Linked DNA regions of Mus musculus: region 2 is linked to region 1. Evidence: chromatin loops called from intact Hi-C (ENCODE). Cell type or tissue: heart. All regions are shown on one strand. Links, peaks and the distances in the headings refer to the core of each region. The heading gives the core; the rest is flanking DNA.

Region 1 (11,021 bases), core at 1,519-9,518:
AGACATACTTATACATACTTATACTAAAATGTGAGGCAAGGCTGGGCGGTGGTGGTGCATACCTTTAATCCCAGAGTTTGGGAGGCAGAGGCAGGTGAATCTCTGAGTTCAAGGCCAGCCTGGTCTACAAAATGAGTTGTAGGACAGCCAGGACCACACAGACAAATTGTTTTCAAAAAACCAAAAACAAATCAAAACAAACAAACAAACAAAAAAAGGGGGAAACTGTGAGGTTAGAGTTTAATCATCTGTTCTCTACTTATTTACACTTAATCTGATAACGTAACTCCTGAACCTCTAAGCAGTACCTGGGATACGGCCAGGGTTCAGGTAACTCCAGCTCAGGCCCTCAGATCTGCCCTTGAAGTTACCTGGGAGCCTTTATCCAAACCCTCAGCAATCCCAGGAAGGACTAGAGCCAGAGGCCCCAGGAAAGTGGTGTTTCACTGTGGATTCCGTTCCTCACCTTGGCTAGTCAGGTGACTCAGCAGGGAAAGCCACTCCCCTGCAAGTCTGATGCCCTGAGTTTGCTCCCTGGGTCCCACAAGATGGAAGCAGCTGACAGGTTCTCATGGCTTGTCTTCTGACCTCCACATGTCCGGTGACTCGTGGGCACCCACCCCCATGTAAACAAACAAACAAACAAACAAACAAACACAAAATATCAATTCTTTGTTCTCTCTGGACCATGACTCATTCCTATATCAAAAACTGAAGGACCTTCAGCCTTTTCTGTGGATCAAGGGTCTGGGTCGGGCTGAGGTTTCTCTGCCAATGCCTGAAGGAAAGGGAGTGATAAGGAAATTCTGGTCTTAGGTCATAGCAGGGCCTTGAGGGATTAGGTCATATGTCTTTTTCCTTCTACTTATGCGGTTCCTAAACCACTTCAGTGACCATCATTCCAGGCCAGGATCACTGAGGACTGTGAAACCCAGCATGGAGTCAATGGGGATTGGGATACTCATGGGATTCAAAGCAAGGGACTGCCTTTCCCTGGGAAGATCTGCCCAAGATCTGCCCAGTGCCGGGTGCCATGAGGGATGGAGCAAGCTGACATCGAATACCTACTGATTTTATCTGTCACCAGATGAAAGGAGACCTGCCTGTTAAGTGCCTGGAAGAAGAGTGGGCAGGAACACCTGGCTCTGGATGCAGAAGCAAGTTTGCCATCCGTGCACTCAGGAGGCTGAGCCTGGGGTAGTGCTGAGGTGAGCATTCAGAGCCAGCTTGGGCTATAAGTGAGTTCCAGGCCAGCTGGGAGTTATCCAGTGAGACCCTAAAAAGGGTGGGGAAGGAAGGAAAAGGGGAGGGTAGGGGAAGGAGAGAAGAGAAGAGAAGAGAAGAGAAGAGAAGAGAAGAGAAGAGAAGAGAAGAGAAGAGAAAAAAAGAAAAGGGTGGGGGCTGGAGATGGCTCAGTGGTTAAGAGTACTGACTGCTCTTCCTAGGGTCCTGAGTTCAAATTCCAGCACCCACATGGTGGCTCACAACCATCTGTAATGAGATCTGACTCCCTCTTCTGGAGTGTCAGAAGACAGCTACAGTTACTACATATAATAAATAAATAAATCTTAAAAAAAAAAAGAAAGAAAAAACAAAAAGGGCTGGAGAGATGGCTTAGTGGTTAAGAGCACTGACTGCTCTTCCGAAGGTCCTGAGTTCAATTCCCAGCACCCACACGGTAGCTCACAACCATCTGTAATGGGATCTGATGCCCTCTTCTGGTGTGTCTGAAGATAGTTACAGTGTACTTAAGTACATAAAATAAATATATAATTCTTTTTTAAAAAGGAATTAAAATTTGTAACAATCAAAACACACCAAAGAACAAGAATGCTGGTAGTCATCAGGGGATGAAAGTCTGGGAGAGAGAGGAGAGCGATGTGTGTAGAAAGAAAAACAACAGCTTTACTGCTAACTGCTCCCAATGTCACCCACTCCCTTTTCTTGATGCCCTGGTAAGGCCTAGTGTCAGCCCTTGGAGGAGCCTGGGAAGAAATCTATCTCCTTCACTCCAAAGAAAATGGACCATAGGCTCCCTCAGCTTGCTTTGTCTGCCATCCTCGAAGCCACATCCCTATCTGAGCTAAAGTCTGGATCAGCCAGGGTGGGGAGGAGGCCAGGATTGTCAGGGGTTGGGGGGAGAGAGTGACAGGAAGAGAGACAGTGTCCCCCTGGGAAGCAAGGACTTGTGGGTAGCACTCAACCACTCTATAGATCAGAGATCTGGGAAGAGAGTTTGTGGAGAGTTGAGACCCAGTTCAGTAATCAAACAGAACAAGGCAGGCATAGTGAGAGAAGCTTGTGAGCCAGAACTCAGGAGGCAGAGGCAGGAGGATCACTGGGAGGTGGAAGCTAGCTTGGCCTACATAGTGAGAGAGACACAGTCTTCAAACAGACACCAAAATCAGACAACTTTGGATACACATTTTGCTGGAGTTCAGTTCTCACCAGGGCTGGAGGCAGCTAAGCACCGGGTGCTCTGGCTCCAAGGGCTGGAGAGTGGGAACAGCAGAGTCTCAGGTGGCTTGCGTTTTTTTAGATTTATTTTATTTATGGCTGTGTAAGAGCATATTTGTACAAGGTATTCATGGAGGGCAGGCAAGGGTGTTGGTTCCCCTAGACCAGCGGTTCTCACACTTCCTAATGATGCAATCTTTAATACAGTTCTACATGTAATGGTGTCTCCCAACCGTAAAGTTGTTTTGTGTAATTCTGCTACTGTTATGAATCATAATGTAAATAACCTGTGTTTTCCGATGGTCTTTTTGTCCTAGGGCTGGAGCTGACATGGTTGGAAGTGCTGGGATCTAAACTCTAGTCCTCTGAGAGTAGCAAGTGCTCTTAACCTCTGAGTCATCTCTCCAACCTGTGACTCTTCCTCTGGACAGTTCAGTAGTCATAGCAACTCTCCTGACCCCATGACTCTTCCCTAAGATGACAAGATCTGTCTGGATTTTGGAATGAGCTTCAACTGTTTTCCACTTTGATATCAGTTCTGCTTTTCCAGGTCGTGAGTCAGCATGGCCTGGAGGTCATATATGACCAGTCAGGGGGCCATGCTAGTGTGACGCCTGCTGTGACAGCCAGTCTTCTTTCTGTGGAAGTGTCCGTCAAAATCTCAAGAGTGAAGTCTCCTCTCTGGCTTTACGTTTGACATCTTGCCGGTCGCTTGAAGTATGAGTGCAGACAGGATCTGAAGTAGCAGGGAGGTGCCTCAGTGAGGCCTTTGACCCCTGACCGATGCTATCTTTAGGAAGAGAAGCAACTGTGAGGAGGTTCAGCCAGAGAGAAAGGAGATGGCCAGTCAGTAAGGACCCTAAGGAAGGCAACAGGGAAGGCTGGGAAGATGGCTCTGATGGTAACAGGAGCTGTGCTCTCTGCGCAAGCGTGAAGACCACAGTTCAGACCTCTGGTACACATTGCATAGGTTCCTTACTTCTAGACACAAGAGGAGCCCCCATATCCACCCTCACCCCTTTTGAAACAAAGGTCTTACTCTGTAGAACAGACTGGCTTGTGTCTGTGATCCTCCTGTCTCAGCCTCCCAAGTGCTGAGATTAAAAGCAGAATAATACTTAACTGATATTAGATCCAGCCTCATATCCCAGGGTAGTAGGTGCCCTTCCACAGCCTAGCTCCTGATTTTTTTTTTTTTTCACTTGTTTGTTTCTTTGAGACGGAGACTCATGTAGCATAGGCTGACCTCAAGTCAATCTGTAGCCAGGGTCAGATAACCTTGAACCCTTGCCTCCACTATCCAAATTCTGGAATCACAGATGTGCTGACCATTGCTCCTTATTTATTTATTTGAGACAGGGTCTCTGTGGTGGTTTGAATAAGAAATGGCCCTCATAGGCACGTGTATTTGAACGTTTAGTCCCCAATTTGTGATGGTTTGTGGGGAGGTACGGAGGTGTGTGGTCTTGCTGGATGAAGAAATGTGCCTGGGGTGGCTTTGAGAGCCTATAGCCTGGCCCCACTTCCAGCTCTCTCTCAGGTTCCCACTTAAGGTACAGTGTTATCTCTCAGCATCCTTCTCCCCGAGCCAGGTTTTCCTGCTGCTTGTGGCCGGCCATGCCTTCCAGCTATAATGGGCTCTTATCCTCCTGGAACTGTGAGACACAATAAACTCCATCTTCCCTAAAGTTGCCTTCGGTCATGGTGTTTTACCACAGCAACAGAAAAGTAACTAGCAGTCTCACCGTGTAGCCTGGAACACTCACAGATCCACCTGCCTCTTCCGGTATTGAACGCTTGGGTCATCAAGTGTTCCGGTATTGAAGAGTTTGGTTAATAGTTCTCAATTTTTAGGCAGCAAGTCTCTTCCTCACTCTGCCGCTCTCAGAGCAGTCTTCCATTCCCTATCTGGCCAGGACCAGGTTGAAGAAAACTCCGGAATGCCAGGGACATACGAGTGTTTATAGAGTATGTGATAGGCTCTGTTCTGAGGTCCGGGTACACAGAGAACTGACTGCAGACTCCTGGCTTGGGGAAGCCCCACCATCTAGTGGAATGGGTACGTGGGCGCAGAGCATCGTGAATAAACAGGCAGGATAACTGAAGCGCTACAAAGACCGTTCTGCACTAGTGGCGTCCCTTGGAGGGAGCACAGGGCCAGAGCTGGCCTAGCTAAAGAGGTGACACCTGAACTTTAATCCGGAACTGGCCTCAGTACGTTTGGAGATTTGTTCAGGAAGGAACGACTGGTTCGCAGGCTTGAAAATGGGGCAGGGCAGGGCTGTAGCCTGAACTCTGTAGCCAGCGGTGTTGGCAACACGCCCCGTGAGCGGGTAGAGCCCTGGCCAGCACAATCAGCTCCGGCAGGCTCCCAGGACCGAAGGCTCAGGATTTGAGAGCCCATCACGGGGGCGACATCTTGTTCTCTTCACCAGGACAAAACAGGCCCAGAAGCCACAAGCTACCTCCCGAAGCCACACAGAGGCGCCACAGTAGCCAGTCTCTCGCCGAGCCTCTTCCGTGCAGCGCCGTCAGCCACTCAGCGCGCACTCCCGTCTTCACAAGCGGAAGTGGGCGGGGACACTGGGAGTCTCCGCCCCCTATCCGCCCACCTCCGCGCTCCTGACTGGCTCCGCAGGGCGTCCCCGCCTCCGAGGTGTTGAGACCGAGGCGGGTTGTTGGGGGAGCGGCCGGCTGAGTAGCGGGTGTAGAACCGTGCGTGAGGCCACCGTCTCTTCTTCGCCACCATGGGGGCCCAGCTGAGCACGGTAGGCGGCATGGGTCTGGGGTCCCCAGGCTTGCACCGTGGGGATACCGTACGATCCGGGGCGCCCAGCACCGGTTCACGAGCCCCGCGCCCCACCCGGCCCCTTGCAGACCGTGACTCACGCCCTGGCTAGTGGCCGCGCCACTCTGGCCCGGCCTCAGGCCAAGGGGGAGCCCCGAGCGCGGGGTGGACATTGAGGACCCTGTTGGGTGTGCGCGAATGAGAATAGGGAATGAGTGACGTGCGCGCCCGCCTGAGTGGGCGTGACTTGTGAGTGTGAGAAAGTTGAAGTGCCTGCGCCCGTGGGGGATGTGAAAGGTGCGAGGGTTTTTGTAAATGGGAACGTGAAGTGTGAACCGTAGGTGCACTGGTGTGTGCGTGGAGGAACCGACAGCGGCGTGTGTGAGAAATGAGAGTGTGGGTGTGAAGACATGCAGGCCTGAATAGTGGACACGAGTGAGCTGGCAGGAAGAGTACTTTGGGGTGCGTGTGTGTATGGGAGAAATGTGTAGGGTGTCCCTACAGGGGTTGGGTGCATCTTCTTGCCATAAACAAGGCAGTAGTTGGCCAGGATCTTTCCAGCTGTCACCTAGAAAAGCCCTGGCCATTCTTGTTACTCACAGAGCTGCACTGTCACTAAAGAAGTGTCACTTAGACTTGGCCATCAGCCCAGGGCACTGAGGATGCTGGGACCGTCTAACGTCTATAAATCTGCTCTCTCACTGTTACTGGATCGACCAAGGCCCCTTCCACAATCCTAGAGCTCACTCTCCTCATTTCCTTTTTTTTCTTTTTTTTTTTCTTTTTTGAGACAGGGTTTCTCAATGTAGCCCTGGAATGCACTGTAGACCAGGCTGCCCTCAAACTCACAGAGATCCACTTGCCTCTGCCTCTCCAGTGCCAGATTAAAGGTGTGGGCCACCACCGTCCAGCTCCTCCCTGATTTCTTAAGAGCATCCATGTGAACTGTGACCAGTCTCAGTTACACAAACATACCCTTGAGGTGTCCAGCTCTTTGGGTATGACAAGAATAGGCCAGCGCCTGTCTTGGAGGGTGCCCTCTCTCCTCTCTGCAAGATTCAGGGCTCCTAGTGAAGACAGCCTTCTTGCCATGGCATTTGCTCTTGCGAGAGTGACCAGTCCAGTATGGACCATCTAAGGAGCATTCTGGCCCAAGGCAAAAAAAAACAAAACAAACCCCAGAGTGACAACACCCCATAATGACATTCTGACCAGTTTTCCCAGAGACTGCCCATGATCCCTTATCTTCCCCCTGATTCCCAGGTTCTCCTTACCTTTTGGACCATGTTGGTGGTACCCCAGCACCTGGCTTTTCCATCAATTCATGTTAAGTCAACAGTAGTTCCTTCCAGGCAGTAGAGCTCTGTTTAATTATCAGAAGGCCCCACCATGGCCTCATCTGTCCAAGGGTTGCTTGGTATTGTCTTTGACTTAAGGGGCTGACACCTCAGTGCCCACGGTATACATTAGGCCTGGAGGCCTGTGTGGCTGCTGGGTATTGGGTGTACCAGATGTCTTATCTGGGCTATGCAGGCCCTGTGGGAGGCCTCCTGCATATATTGGGGGCCCCAACCCAGAGGATGGCACTGGAGTCTGCTGTCTACCAGGAGAACATTGCAGGCTTGGCCCGCCGCTCTGGACTGCCTCTCTGCCTGTTTGTGAGTTCCAGAAAGCCCTTGACAGACCCGTTCCCTTTGTGGAGTACATATAAGGCCTTTCCAATAGCTTCTGGTATCTCTGGGCCTGGTTGGTGGCTTAGATTCCACAGAGGGTGGCTCAGTTATCCACCTGTTTCTCCTCCTGAGTTCCCTTCCCCCATTGTCTGGAGTCCAGCCCAGAGCTCCCCGTTTCAGGACTTCCTCCATATCCTCCCACTTCCTCCCACTTAGGACAAGATTGGGAGGGCTGTGGTCACTTGATCCTGGCAGGACAGCAGGAGAGTGGGTGGTGGGCAGGTAAGCGAGCCTATGACTGGCGCTTGTCTAAGCCCCAGGTCAGGGAGCTGGTACCTGGAGGGAGGCGATGACTGAGCTCTCTACCAACCTTCCCTATCCAGCCTGGGCAGAGTGGATTCCAGGGTTTTAGAGGGGAAAGGACAGAGTGAGAAGTCCAGGCAGGGTTTCCCATGGGTAAGGAACAGGCTATGCATCCCTTAGCTGCAGTGAGTGAGCTCAGGGCTCCCTCCTGGGACCCTGGGACCCAGTTTCTCTACCTCTTTTTGCTGTCAGAGCAAGGATAAGAAGGGGGCAGGTTCCTTGGTACAGTGGGATGTGGCCTGCAGGGTCAGAATATGGGGAGCAGCTGCTCTCAAGGACTTAAAACTGGTTGGGGTAAGGGTGCGTGTGTGTGTGTGTGTGTGTGTGTGTGTGTGTATTTACACAGCTGAGGAGGAGCTGGGGCAGGGATGCAGGGACTTGGCCTCGGCCATCTGCCTCCTGTTTACTTGACCCTGTTGCTGGGACTAGGGAGGTGCTATGGAAGGATGGGGGGGCACCCGGTTTACCCCATGCCAGTGAGGACAGAATACATCTAGTCCCCTGGTGAGTAAGTCTAGTTGGGCCTCTAACTTTTGGAGACCCAAGCTTTGCCCTGCTGATCCTGGCCTTGGTGCAGCTCCCCTGAGACTGGGTCTGTCCCCCCTCTAGTTTGAGCTCCTTGGATGTAGGGTTTAGGCCTGGGCTACACACACACACACCTACTTTGGACACAGGAGCTCCTGCTAAGGTTGTTGACTGACTGAATGACAGCTAGGATGGCTTGTCACAGCTGTCATTCCTTTCTAGATAGGAATTTTTATTTAGAAAAGGTTCACCTCTCCCCTCACGGTGTCCAGACATGTCCCTGGGCTCAGGCTTGTCCCCAAAGCCTCTGTTTTCTTACCTGCATTGGGAGTGACAACAGCACCTCCCAGATGCAGCCTGAGGGTTGAGGTTAGGCCACGAGCCAGTTCTTGGCTCATTAAGCCTGTCCTTTGCCAGGGACAGGTGGCATGACACCCTCTGCAGCCTGTGCTGTGCCTCAGGAAAATAGGATGGGCTGAACCCTTCCCTCAGTGGGGAGCAGTCTTGACTTTTGTCCTGTTTTTGGAAACTTGCACACATCGTAAGAAGTCAGAGGGTCGTGAGGGGTCAGAAGAGAGAGATGTTGTTGTCCTTGTGGCAAGTCCACAAATATTTACAGAGTACCTTCTGCACCAAGTGCTGGCATAGTGGTGACTGGGCAACCCTAAGCTACCCAGAGATGCCGGGCAGTGGGCAGTGGTGGCGCACGCTTTTGATCCCAGTCCTTGGGAGGCAGAGGCAGGCGGATTTCTGAGTTCAAGGCCAGCCTGGTCTACAGAGTGAGTTCCAGGACAGCCAGGGCTACACAGAGAAACCCTGTCTTGACACCCCCCCCAAAGTTACCCAGAGACAGGAGAGGGGGCCCTACTCTGAGTCTAGGGCTGGTATGGGGACCCTAGTTGATGTTCAAGCTGCAGGCTCAGGGGACTCCAGCTAGTGAGCCTGACAGTGTACTCAAACAGTCCTGCTGGGAGCCATAAACCAGGGTTCACCGAGCATGGGCCCAGTTGGTTGGAGTCATTGATGCCCATTCCTAGGTCTCCCAACAGTGGTGGTTTCTGGATGTGGTTTTGCTCCTTGCCATGGAATTTTCTGTAGCAGAAAAATCGCCAGAATGACCCTCAGGCCCAGAAAGCTTACAGAGAGGCCCAGGCTGTGAAAAGTCGCCAAGGACCTGGTTAGCTAGGCATGGCTCTGCAGGGAAGAGTTAACATTTGGGTTGGGTTCTGAAGGATTCATAGACATCTGCTGGCTAGATGCGTCTCGAGGCAGGGCATGGGGGGCAGAAAGAAAAGCATGCAAAGGCCAAAGCAGGGTAAGTTGTTGTGGAGGGAGCAGGGAGAGGAGTCTGTGTTGGAGCCACACATCGGGTGCGTTGAAGGCTGGTGGGTGGGTTCCTTGTGCGTGTTGGAGGTGGTGGAACAGCTCATTGGTTTGGGATGCTGGACTCGGGAATATGCCTTCCAAGGGGGAATAGTATCTGGCTACAGACTCTGATGGGGACACAGTGGGACTTGTCCCCAGAAGTGGCTCAGAAACAGCAAGATGGGACTGAGGAGTCCTGAATTCAAATCGCAGTCACATTCGTGTTTGGTTTTGTCACCTTGGCCAGCCACTTGTTTACCCTGAGATGGCACGTGAGAATCTGGTGGCATGAATGTGGTCCTGGGACTGTGGTATGACTTGGGGCAGGGCAATTACCTCAAGCCTGTTTCCCCTCTGTGGCTTGGGGTAAACGATACACTCTCAGTCAAAAGCTGAAATGGGGTGGTCCCAGGGACGCAAGGCCCTGTCCTTGGAGTGGTACCAGCTCAGGGATTATGACTGGTGTTTGCCCTGTGCATGGCCTTTGGAAGCCCCATCACTTCTGGCTCCAGAGCCCTAGGGAACCCTTTCTGAGTTCTGGGCCGGGCCTCCAACTTGGGTGTCCTTGAGCTTATACTCCCTGGCGTCAGCTTGGTCTGTCCGTGAGCCTCAGAACAGTGCTAACAAGGTGCTGGGTACAGTGGTGTGCATTGAATGGGCATGGTCCCGATGGAAGTATTATGGACCCAGGAACTGACTCTTTTTAAACTCACAGGTAACATACCAGGGGCCTATGTGGTGAGGCCTTGGCTGGGAGAGAGGCAGTTTGTTCTGGGCCCAACAAAGGGCCCTTGGCTGCTGGGGCTGCTTGAACCTGCAGGGCCGGTTTGGGGGTGAGGAGTGTGTGTGGATGATTGATGGTCCCCTCCACTTCTCCGGTTGCACACCCCTCTGGGGACCGTAGGGGGGAGGCTCCCAGCTTAGCCTACTGCTCCCTGGGAAGAGTTCCTCATGATGAGCCTCACATTCCTTTTTGCAGATGGGACAAGAGGCTCAGACAGAGTACCCTCGGAAGCTACTGGAAAGTTGGGAGTCCTGGCAGGGCTTTGAGAGAGGGGGACAGTGGGGCCGAGCAGTCGGCTCAGTGAGTGAGAGCACATCTTCACTCTTGTCTCCTGACAGAAGTAACCAGAAAGGAAAGATGGTTTCTTGTGATGTCAGTCTGTCATGGCAGAGGAAGGAGGAGCCTGTTGCTGAGGCTGTTCATATCCCTGCTAACCAGGGAGCAGAGAAGGGCAGGAGCCAGATCCAGTGACTCACTTCTTTCAGCTCAGTGCAGCTTCCCAAAGCAGTTGCCCAGGGCTACTCAGCCAGTGAGGAGCAGTGCCCAGCCAGTGCTGAAGGCCGCCCGGCACCCAGAGAGAGACTCAGGCTCATTATGGGAAGTGACTCAACTTATCCAACCTCACTGGCTTGTTGCCATGGCTCTGGGTAGAAACAGGGAGGAAAAAGTATGGAAGCCCTAAGAACTGGTGCATACATGCTGGGGCCCTGTGCCCAGGGCAGTGGCCCAGAGGAAGCCGGTGCATTAGACTCTTGGAGCTCTGTGGTCAGTGAAGGGCTCTTAGGTAGATTCTGAGCAGGGCTGAGAACTAGAACTTGGGCCTGGGATTTGACTCCATAGAGTCCTTGCTTGGCGTGTATGGCACACATGCCTGGCGTGTATGGCACACATGCCTGTAATGTCCACACTTAGGAGCAGGAGGATCAGAAGTTTAAGGTTTTTCAAAACTTTCCTCATGGTGCTAGGCACACAGGACTGAATGGCGTGACAAGTGTCGTGAATCTGGTTTTGGTAGTTTCTCCTGGTGGGCTGCTCAGTGGAGTTCTCTGGTCAAGGCTGGAGGGGA
Region 2 (11,021 bases), core at 1,756-9,755, 50 kb after region 1:
TCCCCTGCCCTCGGCCCCTAGCTGATTTCTCCCCTAGATATGGTGCACTGTTTCCCTGGGTGGCCTTCTTGTGGCCCCATGGGCCACAGGGTGCAGGAACGTATTGGAAAGACTGCTTTTTTTTTTTTTTTAATTTTTTTAAAATTTTTTTTATGTTTTGTTTTCAAGAGTTTTCTTGTTCTGTTGAAGTTTTCACACAAAACGGAATGAATGGGACCTCCTGCCATTCAGTGAGCACTAGGACAGCTGGGACCTCCTGCCATTCAGTGAGCACTAGGACAGCTGGGACCTCCTGCCATTCAGTGAGCACTAGGACAGCTGGGACCTCCTGCCATTCAGTGAGCACTAGGACAGCTGGGGGCTGCGTCAGGCTACTGGCTTCCTGTGTTCTCACCACTGTCCCTCTAGCCCTGACTGCAAGTATGCAGTGCTGGATGACGGGCAGTGTGCAAGGCATCCCAGCATTCATGGTCCCTTGTTAGTGTTGTGCCAAAGGCCTTGGGTCAGTTCTCTCAGCTTCCATATGGAAGTGAGGAAGGGACCTGTGCCTATTAGCCCTCTTGATTCTCACCTGATAGGGCAACATCAAAGCTTGGTGTGGGTGTGGGTGCCAGCTCCAAGTTGGCTGAGCCTTTTTCCAGGTTCTACCCGGGCGCCTCTGTGTGTTCTACAGCACAGAGGACTTCGGGGAGATTGATTGGATCAGAGCCATTGGCTGGCTCTGGCTCTGCTTTTCTGCCTTCAGTTATCTACAGAACAGCAGGTTTGCCTGAAGTGCAGCCTTCACCAGGGCATTGTCTCTGCTGGTGTCAGTGACCCACATTGATGAGTGGTCTGAGCAGCTGGTGGGTTACTTTACCCAGTGTGTTCCTGCATTGTTTAGTGTGGAACTGTGGGCAGGTGCCGAGTGTCAGATAGCATCGGTCCAGAGCTCGTCAGAGGCCCCTGACAGTGGAAACAGAAGATGCTAAGCTGTCATAGGTGGAGCAGGATCCTAAGGACGCACAATATCAGTTGTGCGTGCTGTAAAGGGACAAACCGAGGAAGTAGAGGAAGCTGCGGCACTGTGACCCATTCAAGGCTAGCACAGTTAAGAGAACTTCAGCTAATTCTTATTTTCCTGAGTTAGATCCCAGCCCATGCCCAGCTGGAAGGGTCTCTTTTGGGTCAAAATCAGTCCTTCAGCTCTAAGGTTGCCCAGCAAAGGAATCTAGGAATGACAACTGCAGTGTCCACTCCTAAACACCTCCTTCTCTTACACCCTTCGAAATGGGTACAAACTTAATTCTTCTCAGAAACTGGAAGACATTCCTCTGTGTTTGCCCCTTCCTGACCCAAGAGACACCCTATACATGAGGGCCCAGCTCTTTACCTCTGGGGACAGCTGGCATGCCTTTGGCTTTGTGTAGAGTAGGGTGGTGAGACCCTTCCTGGCTCCCCTGCTTTGTGAGTTAGGCGTGCTGGGGCACCCTCCTGGCCAGGTGGTACTTTGGGGACTTGGGTGTTTGCATCATAATGTCATCTTGGGAAACAGAAAAGAAGGTGGGCCAACCCTCATGTCCCCCACTCCCTTGCATTATTTCTTTGTGTCTTGTTCAGGAGAAAAGAGGGCCTTGTTACTTTCCACTTCTCAATAAATGTTTGTTATTCCTAACTTTGAGCTATAATGTCTTTTTTCATGGATTTTATTATATTTATTGGATGTCTGTACATTTCATGACCCATGTGTGGTGGTCAGGGGCCAACCTGAGGGAGTCTATTCTCTCCTTCTGCCACATGGGTTCTGTGATTGAAACTCAGTTTTATCAGGCTTAAGGGTAAACACCTTTACCTATTGAGCTAGCTTGTTGGCTCTGGGCTGTTCCCACACACACATTTCTGTGTGTGTGTGTGTGCATGTGCATACATGCGCAAGTGCACAAGTGTATGGGCATACTTGATGCTTGAAGAGAACTAGATGGTGCCTGGAGAACTGGAGTTACAGTTGTAAGCTGCCTTGTAGGTACTGGGAACAAACCCTGGTCCTTTGGAAGAACAGCCAGTGGTCTTACCCCTGAATCATCTCTCCAGCCTCAAAGTAAATTCTTTTTTTTTTTTAAATATTTTTTTTAAGATTTATTATATGTAAATACACTGTGGCTGTCTTCAGACACACCAGAAGAGGGCGTCACATCTTGTTATGGGTGGTTGTGAGCCACCATATGGTTTGCTGGGATTTGAACTCATGACCTTCAGAAGAGCAGTCGGTCGGTGCTTTTACCCGTTGAGCCATCTCACCAGCCCGTAAATTCTTAAGATCAGAGATTATATATACTTCCAAAGTACACTCAAGAGTGCACATTCCCAGCCGGGCGTGGTGGCGCACGCCTTTAATCCCAGCACTCGGGAGGCAGAGGCAGGCGGATTTCTGAGTTTGAGGCCAGCCTGGTCTACAAAGTGAGTTCCAGGACAGCCAGGGCTACACAGAGAAACCCTGTCTCGAAAAATGAAAAAAAAAAAAAAAAAAAAAGAGTGTACATTCCCATGGACCAAAACCCTGCAGTACAAACACTAAACCCAGTGGCTCCATGTGCAGTGAAGGAGACTTCGGATTCCAAGAGTTTAGATAGCCCTGCCCCTCCAGATTTGCTTTCTGCAACAACTCCCTAGCTGGTTCCACTTCTCACATGCAGCTTTCTATTAGATATCCATGCCTCTGACGTCTCTATCATCTTGGAGTCTCTAATGCAGCCCAGGCTTCACCATAAAGGTTACGCTGTGGAATGAGCCTTGCCTCCTTCCAGCTTTGTCACATACACCAGTACCACGAGAATGCCAGGTCTGGCCAGCTTGACGGGGTTCTGGTCCCTCCCAGCACAGTAGCAGCAGCTTCTGTGTGGAAGGTAAACTTCTAGGCAGTTGTCTGGGAGCAGGAAATCCCTTTCTTTGCTAGCTGGGAGTGCTCTTGCGGGTGCAGAGTTGAAGGTGTCTCTTTCCACCTCACAATGACAGCCTCTGAGCACATGGCTGGGCTGCAGCGGAAGGTTTCTCAGGCTGTCCCTTTCCAAGTACTATTCTATCCCTGTCAGCAAGTAGCTACTTTCCTGATGCCACAGATCACCTGTACACTGTAAAGTATTCCTGGGAGTTTAAGTTCTCCAGAGTGAGACAACAGCTCCCTTGTTCCTGCAAACCAGGCCTCACACCTACTTATATGTCAACTTGACACTAGCAAGTCACCTGAAAGGAGGGAACCGCAACTGAAAAAATGTCTCTGAGTTCCAGCTGTAGGGAGCCAGCATCTTCTTAATAAGTGATTAGTTGGGGGAAGGCCCTGCTCATTGTGGGTGGGGCCCTCCCTGGGCTGGTGGTCCTGGGGTCTCTAAGAAATCCAATGGAGCAAACTACGAGAAGCAAGTCAGTACGTTTCATCAGCCCCTGCCTCAGGGTTCCTGACCTGCTGGAGTTACTGCTCTCGCTGCTTCTAATGAACTGTTTCATGAAACTGGAAATAAAGCCTTCCTCCCCACATTACTTCTTAGTCGTGTGTCATCACAGCAACGGTAACCCTAATGAACACACAAGTATCCTCCTGCTTCAGCCAGGATTAAAGCCATGCCCAGATGGATAAAGTTTATTTGGGCTCACTTCAGTTTGTAAAAATTTAAAAAATCTGCCAAGCATGGGTGATGTGTGGCAGTGTCCACCTTTAATCCCAGCACTGGAGGAGACAGAGGCAGACAGATCTCATGTGAAACTGAACCCAGCCTAGTCTACATAGCTAGCCTCAGGTCAGCCCAGGCTACATGGTGAAATCCTGTCTCAGCACACACACAGTATTTTCTTGAGGGAGAGAGCTCATGCCATGAGGCATAAGCCATGGAGTGGGTGTGGAGGTCAAAGGATAACTTGCTGAAAACAATTCTCATCTTCCATGGATGTAATTCAAGATGTCAGGCTTGCCAGCAAGTACTCTTTGTTTACAGTTTCAACCCCAGGCCTCTCAGCCCCTTGCTCTCTCAACTAAAGAGACTGACTGTTCATGGCATCTCACTGCACAAAATCCCAGTTGCACCACGATTTATACGGAATGCTATTTATTTTTTAAAAATTTATAGTCGGGGGCTGGTGAGATGGCTCAGCGGGTAAGAGCACTGACTGCTCTTCCAGAGGTCCTGAGTTCAAATCCCAGCAACCACATGGTGGCTCACAACCATCCGTAATGAGATCTGTCACCCTCTTCTGGTATGTCTGAAGACAGCTACAGTGTACTTATGTAAAATAATAAATAAATCTTTAAAAAAAAAATCTCAAATAAGCCAGGCAGTGGTGGCACACGCCTTTAATCCCAGCACTCGGGAGGCAGAGGCAGGCAGATTTCTGAGTTCGAGGCCAGCCTGGTCTACAGAGAAAGTTCCAGGACAGCCATGGCTATACAAAGAAACCCTGTCTCAAAGAAAAAAAAAAATTATAGTCGGGCAGTGGTGGCACACGCCTTTAATCCCAGCACTTGGGAGGTAGAGGCAGGCGGATTTCTGAGTTCGAGGCCAGCCTGGTCTAGAGTGAGGACAGTCAGAACTACACAGAGAAACCCTGTCTCGAAAAACAAACAAAAATTATGTGTTGAGTGTGCCTGTGCACCACGTGTCCTGGAACTGGGTTCCAGATAATTTTTGAGTGATCGGAAACGAACCCCTATCCTCTGGAAGAGCAGCCAGTGCTCTTTCCATTTATTGCTCCAGCCTCCCTCTACTTCCCAATAGGACAGGGAAGGCTAAATCTTAGGGCCGGGCAAGATCCCGGGAGGCGGGCCTAGGGCTGAGAGGGCGGGGCCCCGCGTGACGCCGTCGTCGTGGAAACGCAGCGGCGCCGGAACACGGAACTCCCAGCCGTCTCTGCGCTCCCAGTTGGCCAAGATGGTGTCTCGCAGGAAGAAACGGAAGGCTGGCGGCCACGAGGAGAGCATACCGAGCCCACCGGGGTATTCAGGTGAGCAGCTGAGGGCCAGGGACCCACCATTTTGCGGGAAGGTGGCTTGCAGGTGGCAGAGGCCCTGGCAACTCGTCAGGTATCGGGGTGCAGGACCCCGCCGCCCCGACTCTGGGTGCTGATTCCGCGGCTGTTCCTCCGAAAGGCCTTGGGCTCGGGCGCGGTTCCTCCAGGCGGCGCCAGGCGTCCTAGGCCCAGCGTTGCAGCTTCGTCGTCCTCAGAAGCTAGTTATCCGCTGTTCTGCTCGTGTCTCGTTCTTTAACAAGCGCTTCCGCAGCTGTCGCCCTCCCAGCCCCGAGATTCGCATCCCACTGGTGTAGACTTAACTGGGAAGGTGGGGCTAAGTCGGCAGGAGGGGTGGGGGGGGGGGAGTTAGCCCTAAACGAAGAATGGGTGGAGGGAAGAGAGTTGGTGTGCCAAGCAGAGCAGCCCATGCTATGGGGGGGGGGGGGGGGGGCTGATGATGTCAGACAGCGGATGCTCCGAGAACGCAACACTGTGCCCGCCCCCTCAGCCTCCTGCGGTGATTATCCGAATACATTTCCCTCCAGCTTCCCGTGGATGGGTGGATGAACAGGCGGGCCGATGGAGCTAGAAAGAGACATAGTGAATTGGAACTTGGGTGGCATAGACACAGACCTCCTTTCAGGGTACCCCAAACTCTCCTGCGCTCGTTTCCCCTGTTAGCTGTTCCAGTCAAGTTCTCGGCAAAGCAGCAGGCTCCTCATTACCTCTACATGAGACAGCACCGAGTTCGCCAAGGCACCCAGTCCACATGGCCTCCCGATCGAACCCTTTTTATCCTTAATGTGCCCCCGTACTGCACACAGGTAAGAGTCTGGTAGACCAGTGGGTTGTGAATGGGGGCTTGCCACGGGCCCTACAGAATCCTGGTGGTCAGATGGAAATTCCTACAAAACCCTCAGTGGAGGATGTTGAAAGACTGGGAGTTTCAGAATAAAAATATGTTTTGTTTTTTTTTTTTTCTCCCTGCCGCCGTCTAGGCAGGGTCCCCCTCTCCCTGGGCTGTTCAGAACTTCCTGAGGCTCAGGCTGGCCTCGAACTTGCTGTACTTCCCCACCCTCCCCGTCTCAACTCATTACAGTTATGAGTGGTCACACCTGGTTTGGAAATTATCCTTCCAACCATTATTTTATTTGTTTGTCTGTTAGTTTTTCATTTTTAAAAGACAAGTCTAACAGTAATCACTGCAGTTCTTTCTAGACATACTTATTAATTTTTTACAGAAAGCATGACATTTGTAGTTCTGTTTCAGACGGGGTCTCTTGCAGCATGAGCTGGCTTCCTACTCACTGTGTAGGTGAGGCTGGCCTTGCACTCATGATCCTCTGCCTTTACCTCTGGAATTCTGGGATTGCATGCCTGTGCCACCACACGGCTTTAATCCCAGCACTCAGAAGCAGAGGCAAGTTTGGATCTCTGAGTTTGAGGCCAGCCTGGTGGTCTACAGAGCGAGTTCCAGGACAGTGAGGGCTAACCAGAGAAACCAGAAAAAGCTCAAAAAAATTTTTTTTAAAGGTTTATTTACTTGTTGTATTGGAGATAGAGCCCAGGGCATTTCCAAAAGAGGCCAGCTCTCTACATCTCAGACTTACATATTATGTAAATGACAGGAGACATGATTTGCTAAGTTTGAGATGATTCGCCCCACTCCACCCCCTTTTTTTCTTTATTTCTTGGTCTCCTAATGTAGTAGCCCTGGCTATCCTGGAAGTCATTGTGTAGTCAAGGCTGGCTTCGAACTCCTAGATATCTACCCCACATACATGGACACAACACATCCCATGAGTTCTGGGATTTCAGCTATGAATCACGGTGCCTGATGGGATTTTTTATTATTATTATTATTATTATTATTATTATTATTATTATGGTGTAGTTCAGTGGCAGAGTGCTGGCCTAATATTATGAAGCCCTGGGTTCAGTCCCCAGGACCACATAAATCAGATTTTGAGGACAGGAAGATCAGAAGTTCAAGACTGGGGCTGGAGAGATGGCTCTGCAGTTAAGGGCACTGGCTATTCTCCCAGAGATCCTAAGTTCAATTCTCAGCAACCACATGGTGGCTCACAACCATGTGTAATAGGATCTGATGCCCTTTTCTGGCATGTAGGTGTACATGCAGATAGAGCACTACTATACATAAAATACGTAAATCTTTTTTTAAAAATTGATGGTATGTCACTTGTTGCCAAAAAAGAAGATGAAGAAAAGTAGTGGTGGTGTTGGTGGTGGTGGTGGTCCAGGGCCCATTTTGGGTACAGACTGAATTCAGTGCCAGCCTGGGCAGCAGGTTGGAGGGAAGGGCTGAGCCGTCTACTTGGTACCTATCAAGGGCTGAGCACGTCTGTGTAATGAGCAGACCTGAGAAACCCCCTCCTACTCTTAGTGATACTGCAGTGATTAACGGCTGTGTGGGTGGTGAGGCCAAATTACTTGTCACATGAGAGTTCTTACCTTGGGGACACCTGCCTCCATGCTGTCGTGGGACCTGGTCACTGTTAGGGCACCTGGGCGCCCTGGGCATCGTAGGTTTGGACTCTGAGTCCTTTGGTTGTTACGGGTGCCGGGATGCTCTAAGGAGCTTATGTGTTCATACCTTGCCTCCCTCTGACCCTGGTAGGAGAGCCTGTCTCGGTGCCTCTCCTGTTGCGGCACCATCAAGACAGTGGAGCTGCAGGAGAAGCCCGACCTTGCCGAGAGCCCCACGGAGCCAAAGTCACAGTTTTTCCATCCCAAGCCGGTGCCGGTAGGCTGCCCAGTAACACCAGGTTCCACTGGAGTCAGGGGAAGGGGCTGGGGCCTGGGTGGGCTCAGCAGTAGGCTTTCAGAGAGACCATTCCCTATAGCAGTCTCTGTAATGTGTGATTTAGGAGGTTGTAAGAGTGATGGCTTCTGATTCTCTCAGACGTGCCACATTCTTTGTCTTCCTCTTTCCCTCTCTGCCCTGCTGTCTCCCAGAGCCCACTTCCCACTTCAGCGGGGTCCTCCTTGGGACAAGTGTCCTGGCTCTAGGAGCCTTCTTCCTGTTCCCCTCTCTCCCCAGGTGCTCCACCTGTACGTGACATACAAGGGAGTCTGACCCTGAGTTTGTGCCTTGTCTGTTTATGACCTGCCCTAGCTTGGGGTGAGCCTGCTTTCCACTGAGTCCTCAAGAGTGCCGCCTCTGGGGAAGAGCTAGGACAGGTGTCCCAGGAACAGTTGACTAGCTAGGAGCATGGCTGTCCCTCCCTCTCACTCTGGGATGATAGGTGACCGCCTACATCCCCTGGTCCCAGGCAGGTGTGGGGACCTTGTGTCACAAGTGGGAAGGCTCTATACAGTCTCTCTCCCTCCAGGGCTTTCAGGTAGCTTATGTGGTGTTCCAGAAGCCAAGTGGAGTGTCGGCCGCCTTGAACCTGAAGGGCCCATTGCTGGTTTCTACAGAGAGCCACCTTGTGAAGAGCGGAATTCACAGTCAGTACTGCTGGCTCTGTCCAGTGCTTCTTCCCCAGGCCTTGGGTTGGTCCAGACACTTTCTGGGGGCAGCATCTATGAATGCCACAAGCTGTGCCCCCCTCTTCCTAAAGGCCTGGGCTGGCAGGGGCTATTTCTGAGACACATCAGAATAGCCTGAGCCATCAGCACCAGGCAAGGAGGCATTAGCCCAGCGTGCTGCTGCCACTAGGATCTGCCTAGCACATGAACCTGGGCCCTAAATCCCAGGACATTAGGGGTCTCTGCAAGGGGATCCCAGCTTGCTGGCCGTATCTGAGTGGAGCTTGAATGCCCCCTCTTAGCAGTCACTTCCTAGAAAATGTTCTACCATCGCTGTAGCTTGGGTTTTGAATGAGTGTGTGCTGAGCGTCTGGCCGGCAGAGAAGGACGGGGCAGGCAGACATCATCAGGTCGATGCTCACGGCGCCCAGCAGAGGTGAGAGCAGGCCAAGATAACAGCATCAAGTGAGGGCTGAGGCTGCTAGACAGAACGCTGGGGAGGTTAATAAGACAGCCTGTAGGAGCGACTGGCTGATCCCTCCATCCATGAGCTGCACCTGACTTTCATACCACGGCATAAAAAGCAGTGCCATCTGCTGGAAGCTGTTAGTCTGCTTGCTGTTTTCCCCGCTCCCTGGCACAGAGCCAGGGAGCCAGGCTGGTTTGGCACAGGAGGGTTTTGAGGAGACAGGGGTGGGGCTCTCACTTTTTTTTTTTTTTTTTTTTATTTTAAAGAGTTTATTTTGTGTGAGTGTTTGGCCTTCCATGCTTGTATGAGCACCATGTGTCTGGTGTCCAGGGAAGTCAGAAAGGGAGCTCCCCTGAACGGAAGCTGTAGGTGATTGTGAGCCACCATGCTGAAGCCTGGAACTAAAACCTAGGTCCTTTGCAACTGCAACAAGGGCCATGTCAGCTGAGCAACAGGCTTAAACAGCACACGATGCTCTCCCAGCATAGCCTTCATTATGCCCTGTCCCCCTCTCCCTCAGAGTGGATCAGCGACTATGAAGACTCCGTGCTGGACCCTGAGGCCCTGAGAATGGAAGTAGACGCATTCATGGAGGCCTATGACAAGAAGATAGCTGAGGTGGGGCTTCAGCAGGACTCCCGGGTGTCCCTTGTGCTCTGTATCGTAGTGTGTTGCCTGTGAGGGAACAGTGGTGCCGCCACCATGAGGAGCGCAGGCTCCCAGTTTTGCTTGCTGAAACCTGAGCTACCTGGCTGGGTGGTGTGGACTCTATAATGGTCTATAGGTGAAGAAAGCATCCTTGATATGACTGCTTTCCAGCTCTAGCTGTGGGGGCCGTTCTGGCCAGCAGACACTGTGTGCCCAAAGGAGGCGGCAGTGGGCCTCTAGCCAGTCAGGGACATCCTCCTGCTGCAGAGCCCTGCCCATCAACAGCGTCTTCCATGCAGGAGGAGGCTAAGGCCAAGGAAGAGGAGGGAGTACCTGACGAGGAGGGCTGGGTGAAGGTCACCCGCCGGGGCCGCAGGCCTGTGCTCCCTCGGACGGAAGCGGCCAGCCTGCGTGTTCTCGAGAAGGAGAAACGGAAGCGTGCCCGCAAGGAGCTGCTCAACTTCTATGCCTGGCAGCACCGAGAGACCAAGATGGAGCGTAAGACGCACTTGAGGGCACCCCCACATCCGGGGGCAGGGAGCAGGGTGTCCCCAGCCACATCCTCCATGAATTCAGGGTCAGAGTCCCTGTCCTCGTGCTCCCCAGAGTGCTGAGGGACCCGAGGCTGCTTGCACACCGGTGCCACAAGGGAGGACAGTCTCCGTGCTGCCGACAGCATCCTGCTCTCAGGACATTCTCCCTGTTGGTCTGATGCTCTAAGCGTGGGCTGCACTCAGCAGCTGCCTGCAGACCCAGCCTTGGTCCGCTGTCCTCCCTCCTTAGAGCTCTAGATGCCACCTCTTGAGTCACTTGGTTAGTCCACCGAATTCTAGAGCCCCCTACTCAAAGGCCACGGCTAGGGAAAGGTGCCCCTGGGCCTGCTTCTCTTGGCGTCTCATCGCCCACCTCAGCCTAGCCCTCTGGGGTGGCTGTAATGTCCAGTTCTGTTTCCGTGCAAGATCCTGACTTTGACCCGGGGTGCAGCAGGACTAGGGGACGTCGAGGGGGGCCCTTTAGTGGGACAGCTGGCATCTCCTACATACGTGTGACCCACTGTGTGTTCCCTCACCCCCAGACCTGGCACAGCTGCGAAAGAAGTTTGAGGAGGACAAGCAGAGGATCGAACTGATGCGGGCCCAGCGTAAATTCCGACCCTACTGAGCTGTTCTGACAAGCAGATACCAGGCCAGGAAGTAGCTGTTCCCACACTTCCATCTCTGCACCGACGCAAGGCTGCCTTGGAGGAGGATTTGGCCTTCACAGAGCTGCCTCTGCCCTCTCCTGCCTAGAAAGACACTCCCAGGATACCTGGCTCACCATCTGGCAAGCGTGCCCTCCATGCAGCCCCTCCTGACAACAGCCACTTGGAACTCAGTGAAGATGGGAGATTTTATTTCCACCACTGGTGGCAAGGCCACAGAAGCCTCAGAGCCCAGAG

The links. A loop is a pair of places that touch in the nucleus more often than their neighbours do. Peaks named below come from ENCODE experiments on the same cell type or tissue, not always from the same donor. Only the 100,000 strongest peaks of a DNase experiment are listed, where the experiment ranks them.
Region 2: a loop joins it to region 1, with 2.8 times the contacts of the local background. A loop is called at or near these places in 3 of 42 quality-filtered maps.

Annotation. Positions count from the first base shown.
Region 1 is chr15:83,166,316-83,177,336 of GRCm38, reverse strand. Cyb5r3 (cytochrome b5 reductase 3) reads left to right here and starts at 5,154. Exons shown (of 9, transcript NM_029787.3): 1 at 5,154-5,225. The coding sequence starts at 5,205. In heart, for the core only: a CTCF peak has its summit at 4,940; DNase peaks (open chromatin) are centred at 5,056, 7,116 and 7,686; H3K4me3 peaks cover 3,410 bases; H3K27ac peaks cover 3,035 bases.
Region 2 is chr15:83,116,609-83,127,629 of GRCm38, reverse strand. It overlaps Rrp7a (ribosomal RNA processing 7 homolog A (S. cerevisiae)), which reads left to right and starts at 4,829. Exons shown (of 7, transcript NM_029101.4): 1 at 4,829-4,968; 2 at 5,656-5,798; 3 at 7,613-7,738; 4 at 8,328-8,445; 5 at 9,456-9,553; 6 at 9,883-10,081; 7 at 10,659-11,021. The coding sequence starts at 4,896. The coding sequence ends at 10,744. Serhl (serine hydrolase-like) reads right to left here. Exons shown (of 12, transcript NM_023475.3): 12 at 10,959-11,021. It overlaps Poldip3 (polymerase (DNA-directed), delta interacting protein 3), which reads left to right. Exons shown (of 9, transcript NM_178627.4): 9 at 1-1,662. In heart, for the core only: CTCF peaks have their summits at 5,143 and 9,060 (motif pointing left); DNase peaks (open chromatin) are centred at 4,829, 5,589 and 9,094; H3K4me3 peaks cover 1,520 bases; H3K27ac peaks cover 1,142 bases.